Linked DNA regions of Homo sapiens: region 1 is linked to region 2. A link is a loop called in an ENCODE intact Hi-C map of the cell type or tissue named here. Cell type or tissue: HepG2. All regions are shown on one strand. Links, peaks and the distances in the headings refer to the core of each region. The heading gives the core; the rest is flanking DNA.

Region 1 (2,919 bases), core at 154-2,653, 74 kb after region 2:
GTAGGAGGTGTGATCAGAGGTCTCAACTGCTCCTTAAAACAATCCTGTGGTAGAGCTGAGCAGATGTGATTATACCTATTTTTACACATGAGGAAACTACGGCCCAAATTAAGGTGACTCACTCAAGGTCATACTTGCTAGTTGGTGGCAGGGCCAGGTCTAGCATATCTCCTAGATTCCGGAGCATTGTACTTACCAGGTATGATAAATTTTATTTTAGTTTTTGACAGAGTCTTTCTCTGTTACCCAGGCTAGAGTTCAGTGGTGTCATCAGCTACTACACCACTGAACTTTAGCCTGGGTAGCAGAGCAAGACTGTCAAAAAAAAAAAATTCTCATATCTGGTAAGTACAATGCTCTGGAATCCAGGATACATGCTAGATCTGGCCCTGCCACCAACTAGCCGCCACACCTAGCTGATTTTTTTCTTCTATTTTTTTGTACAGTTGGGGTTTCACCATGTTGCCCAGGCTGGACTTGAACTCTTGGACTCAAGCAATCCACCTGCCTTGCCTTCCTACAGTGCTGGGATTACAGGCACGAACCACCATGCCCCACCTTAACAGTTTTATTTTCTAAAGTGCTAGGACTGAGAAGAACAGACTTTAGTCTTACTTTATAATTGATTCTTTGACCAAATTGCAGTTAATCCCTGGACATTAGTTCCCACATCTGTAAAATAAGGGGAAAATATCTAGGTTGTTGTGAGAACCACAGAGGCTCATGTGGATTGGCTGGTGTGAACTGGAAAGCGCTCCACGCATGACGTGCTGCTGGGGCTGGAGTGCCCCTGTGAAAGGGGTTCTGACTCGCAAACCTAAAGTTTGTAAGTTGACCTTATTCAAGGGCAGGCTTATGTGCCAATGTGTAGCACCTTTGATTCTATAGATGTTCATATTCTGATCTTTCAAGAATGCTGAAGGTAAAGTCAAATGCAGATTCGAACAAATTTAGAAATACGTCAGTGACTCTGTGTCTTCTTTCCTGCTTATCCCTAAAGATAACACAGAAATGTAAATATGGTTTGATGTATTTAGCTGGCACAAATTTTACTACTGTGTATTTTACCTATTTCTATTTTCAGTGCATTTTTCTTTTGTAGTTTCTTCTCTTCTTTAATGTTCTGCCAAATCCCATTAACTTGTCCTTGAGCTGTGTAATCTAGAGTTTAGCTGCTGGTGGGTGATGGGGTTTGCCTGATGTGGAACCTGACCACAAGGAATAACCAGCCTTTTTTGTGAATGCTGCAGCTCAGCCGAGCCTCTGACTGCTTGAGGGCTGTTGGAGCTCCTGAAAGCTGCTGCTAGTCTGGTGTTCCTGGAGCAACACAAGCCTTATGAGGAAATTGGGACAAGTTTCGGTTCTGTTTTGGTCTCAGTTGTAGGGGAAGGACCATTTGTGGAGGAAGACCTGAGAAAGAGCTTTCCAGGCAGATGGGACAAAAAGCACAAAATGTTTGATGCAATTGAGGAACCAAAGAAAGGTCAGCATGTCTAGAGCACAGTGGACGTGGAGAAGAAACAAGATTGAAGGGGTAGTGGGCCCAGACCCTATAAGGCCTTGTCAACAGCCATGATCTGGAGCTTCTATACACATTGTAGTACATGGGAGGCAGTTTTTAAGCAAAGACATGCCATGGTATGTTTTACATTCTGGCTCTTATGAAAGCAAATGGGATCAGCGTGTATACCACTTAGGAGGCTTGTGCAGAGGTCCAGTGGCAATGTGATGGTGTCTTGGGCCAAGTGAAAGCACAGAAGTGGGGACCAGTGTTGTATTCAGGATATATGTAGAGCGCTAAGTAGTGCTAAAAGATAGAGTTGGGTAAGATGGTAAGGAAAATAATGAAATCAAGGATAATTTCTAGGTCTTCAGTGTACCCAGCTGAGTGGTGATACTATTTATTGTAAAGACGAAAGACTTAAGGAGGTGTGGATTAGCAAAGACTAGGAGACAGAGGAGGTAGCAAATCATTGATGCTGTTAGGCCATGTTATCTTGAGAGGCCTGTTACAGACACCCAAATGGGGTCATTGCTTAGGGGTTGCAACCTGGAACTCAGGGAGTTGCTGTGGGCGTGAGATACAGATTTGGGGTTCCTTAGCTTTGAAGTGGTGTTTGAAGTGATGCTCTGGATGGTTAAGATGACCCAGGAAGAAAGTGTAGCCAAGACAGAGACCTGGGATGCTCAACATTTAGCAATCTAAGAGAGGAGGAGGAGCACCTTGCAGAGGAAATGGAAAACAAGGGTTTGGTTAAAAAAAAAAGGAAAAAAAACTTTTAAAAAGAGGAACTAATATCAGTGTCTCTTTCATGGACAGAATGTTATCAACATTGTCCCTTCAAATACAAGTAGAATTCAGTGTAACTACTTGTTATAAGATTTTTTTAAATGCTTATTAAAAGGCTATATATTTTTATTCTTAAGAAATTAAATCTGTGAGTAATCAGCCACAAAAGAAGAAAATAAATTAAAAAGTATGGAAAAGAAGAGAAGCCACATAAAATTCAAAGACTCTCTCATGGCAATTCTGATTTCAAAATGCTAACATGTTGGTGTGTTTTTCCAATCTTTTCTAATACCCATAAGACATTTTTATATAATTGAGGTGATATATAGACAACTGTGTACTTTAATAATGCTCTTTTAATGCTCTTTGCACTGTACATTATAATGGAAGCAATTTCCCCTTTTATAAATTTCTAAATAAAAATTTCATACCTGCATGTATATCCTTTCACTTGTTTATTTTTTATTGACACATAATGACTATATAGATTTCTGGGGTATGTGTTATATTGATGCCTGTGTACAATATGTAATGATTAAATCCGAGTAATTAGGATATGCATCACCTCCAGCATTTATTATTCGTGTTGAGAACATCACAAATTTTTTCTTCTAGCTATTTTGAAATAT
Region 2 (2,919 bases), core at 188-2,687:
AAACTTACTCAAACTCTTCCAAGAAATTGTAAAGTGGTGATATTCTCCAAATCAGCGATTCAAATAAGGAAGGTTTCTTTTTTCTTTTTCTTTGGTTTCTTTGTTTTTGTTTTTGTTTTTTTAAGACAGAGTCTCACTCTGTTGCCAGGCTGGAGTGCAGTCGCACGATCTCGGCTCACTGCAACCTCCACCTCCCGGGTTCAAGTGATTCTCCTGCCTCAGCCCCCCAAGTAGCTGGGACTACAGGTGCATGCCACCACGCCCGGCTAATTTTTGTATTTTTACTAGAGACAGGGTTTCATCATGTTGGCCAGGATGATCTTGATCTCTTGACCTCGTGATCCACCCACCTTGGCCTCTCAATGAATAAGGAATGTTTTAAAATTGATGTTTGATTTAGAGAATACTTTAAAGAAGTTTTGCTCTGATTTAAAAAATTTTAGAAAGCATATAAACTTGTTTCAACTGTATTTTAGGTTTTTATAGGTTTCAAACTCTTAAAAAATGGAGGCTTTCTTTAAAGGCTCATTATTTTTTCACTGTTATATTTTAAGTCTTTTCCAAAATAGAATTAGCTTAAATCAAGAAAACTTAAAATTTACCTAAAGCTTGAGTCAACAAATATCTAATATAAAAAGCTCATGTTATGCTTGCTGGAGAGTTTATGTTTCTGTTTGTTTCTTTATTTTTAATGGTAGACACATCTTCTTGTTTTCTTTTTAAATCTGCAATTTCTGTTATCAATCATACCCTCCTCTAAGGGGAAAACAACTGACCTACTATGCAAACTTTTTACTTCCTTTCATATATGGGTTTAGTGCTTTTCCTTCTGTCTTTTCTTCAGTGTAAGCAAAAGAAACAAACTAATTCAGCAAGTAGTGCAGAACCTAGCAGATAATTAAAATGTTTATTTTCATGTTAAGTCAATCTTTATGTGGCTTTTGCCTGTATTTGAACATGGTTGGAATAGATTTGGCTATTTCCAGTGCTGTCTGCTGTAAGTGATGTTCTCAAGTCAACATATTGTTTTCTTAGTTTGCTGACTAGTTGTTGGATACTACAATGACATGATTGCTCAGTAAAAATAGGGGAATGTCAAAAAGTTGAGCTCTTTTTAATTTTTTTCTGTTACTACCTTCCTCTTTTGATGTGGTTCAATTCACTTTTCAAGGTTTGTTCTATGTTTTAGATTGATAATCTCGTCAGTATCCATAATACACCAATGAGTGTATTCTAGCCTGGCCTTCACTATGATTCTTTATTTCTACCCATTACTGTAGAAAGGGTACATGGATACTGTAGAACTGGCTTAACTGGTCCTTGGAATTTAAACTTGTGAATGTGGAGTTCCTATTAATAGAATCCCTTGGAATGAGTGATGCTTATGAAATCTTCGTCTTACCTCAATAAATCCTCCAAATGACATATCCTATGTAGCTTTTGTTGGTGGTGTTATTTTTTGGCTTTGTCATATCATTTGTGAAAGTTAGGATGTAGTAATTGACAAGATTAAAAGGTACACCCGCAATGTAAATAAACTTGTGTAAACACAGATCTTGTGGTCAGGGTTTGTTCTTTGGATATCAGACTTACAAGAAGAATGTGTATACTGGACATATAAACAAGGAAAGAGGAGATGAAAATAATCTAGGTTTATAGTTGAAGCAGACATGAGTCATGGGCTCAGAGAATCCTGTGAACATAATGTCTTTTACACAGGGAGAGTTAGTATGTACAGGGAAAAGAAAGCCAATCGGGTCTCATAGTCTTTGGCAGTCTGATGGCAGAAAAGCAATTCCTCGTTTCCTTCCTTAAAGAATTAAACAGTATGACCAGGGCTGTTGTGTACGGTTGTGTTGTTTTTACATTGTTCCAGAGTTATTCATCTAAGAGAGCAAGCGCAGGCTAACGCGTAGCTGGTGCTCTGTTCACCAGGTTGAAGGCTCCAGCATTGAGCTGCAATTGGACAGAAGAAGGGTACCATTTTCTTCCTACAAAGTTATCTTCTAAGCCTTGTCATTATTCACAGCGTTTGCTCTCCTTTCTCACAGCTTTTTGAGGGTGGGAGTTTGCTAATTTACTTTGGGGTTCTCAACACTATGCCTGGACTGGAGTTGAAAAAAGAATATGGTCAACTTATAATTGGGTCTCAATAAAATGTATTTTGATAGGTCTTCCAGGTTTGGTGGAAAGAATGTGCCTTAAAACCGCAATTTTCAAGGAGCACTCCACTGAGATTTTAGTGGAGTACGAAGACTGTCCTGCAGAATCTCTGACCTGTTTCCTTGTTTCAAAATCCAGAGATAATCATATTAACGTTTTGGCAAACTATTTTCTAGACATCTCTTTATGCATGTAAATATACACATAAAATTGCAAATTCATGAGCTCATTTTCTGTTTTATAACCTCCTTGTTTTCACTCTGTATTATTTCTTGGCAATTTTTCCAAGTCAATATCTGTAGGTCTGTGCCACAATTTTAAAAGGATATGTAATATTCTGTTGGGTGGATGGGCTATACTGTATTTAACCAATGAAGATTGATGGGTATTTAGGTTGTTTATGATGATTTTTTCTTAAAAATGGATCTGAGGTAAACATGCATCTGTAACACACACATGGTGTGTGCATGCTCACACCATTTTTTCTAATGGTAGAGTTGCTGGCTCAAAAGGTTTCAACTCATATTAATCTCTGTTGGAGAGGAATTATAACACTTCCTCATAATCCTTGCACCAATTGGGTGTGTTAAAAATGACATAGTTTACCCTTCATAAAAACACATATCTGGGCTGGGCACGCACCTGTAATCCCAGCACTTTGGGAGGCTGAGGCAGGTGGATCACTTGAGGTCAGGAGTTGGAAACCAGCCTGGCCAACATGGTGAAACCCCATCTCTACTAAAATACAAAAATTAG

Evidence for each region. Hi-C counts contacts between places; a loop is a spot of excess contacts. Peaks named below come from ENCODE experiments on the same cell type or tissue, not always from the same donor. Only the 100,000 strongest peaks of a DNase experiment are listed, where the experiment ranks them.
Region 1: it touches region 2 in a loop (2.7-fold over the local background); 1 of 110 quality-filtered maps calls a loop at or near these places.

What each region holds. Positions count from the first base shown.
Region 1 is chr14:24,907,139-24,910,057 of GRCh38, reverse strand. The region is part of intron 2 of STXBP6 (syntaxin binding protein 6); the gene reads left to right. Among named protein-coding and RNA genes, the nearest start is that of STXBP6, 140 kb to the left of the region's middle. In HepG2, for the core only: no CTCF peak of the experiment used is centred there; a DNase peak (open chromatin) is centred at 1,137.
Region 2 is chr14:24,981,434-24,984,352 of GRCh38, reverse strand. All of the region lies in intron 1 of STXBP6 (syntaxin binding protein 6), which reads left to right. Among named protein-coding and RNA genes, the nearest start is that of STXBP6, 67 kb to the left of the region's middle. In HepG2, for the core only: no CTCF peak of the experiment used is centred there; a DNase peak (open chromatin) is centred at 1,572.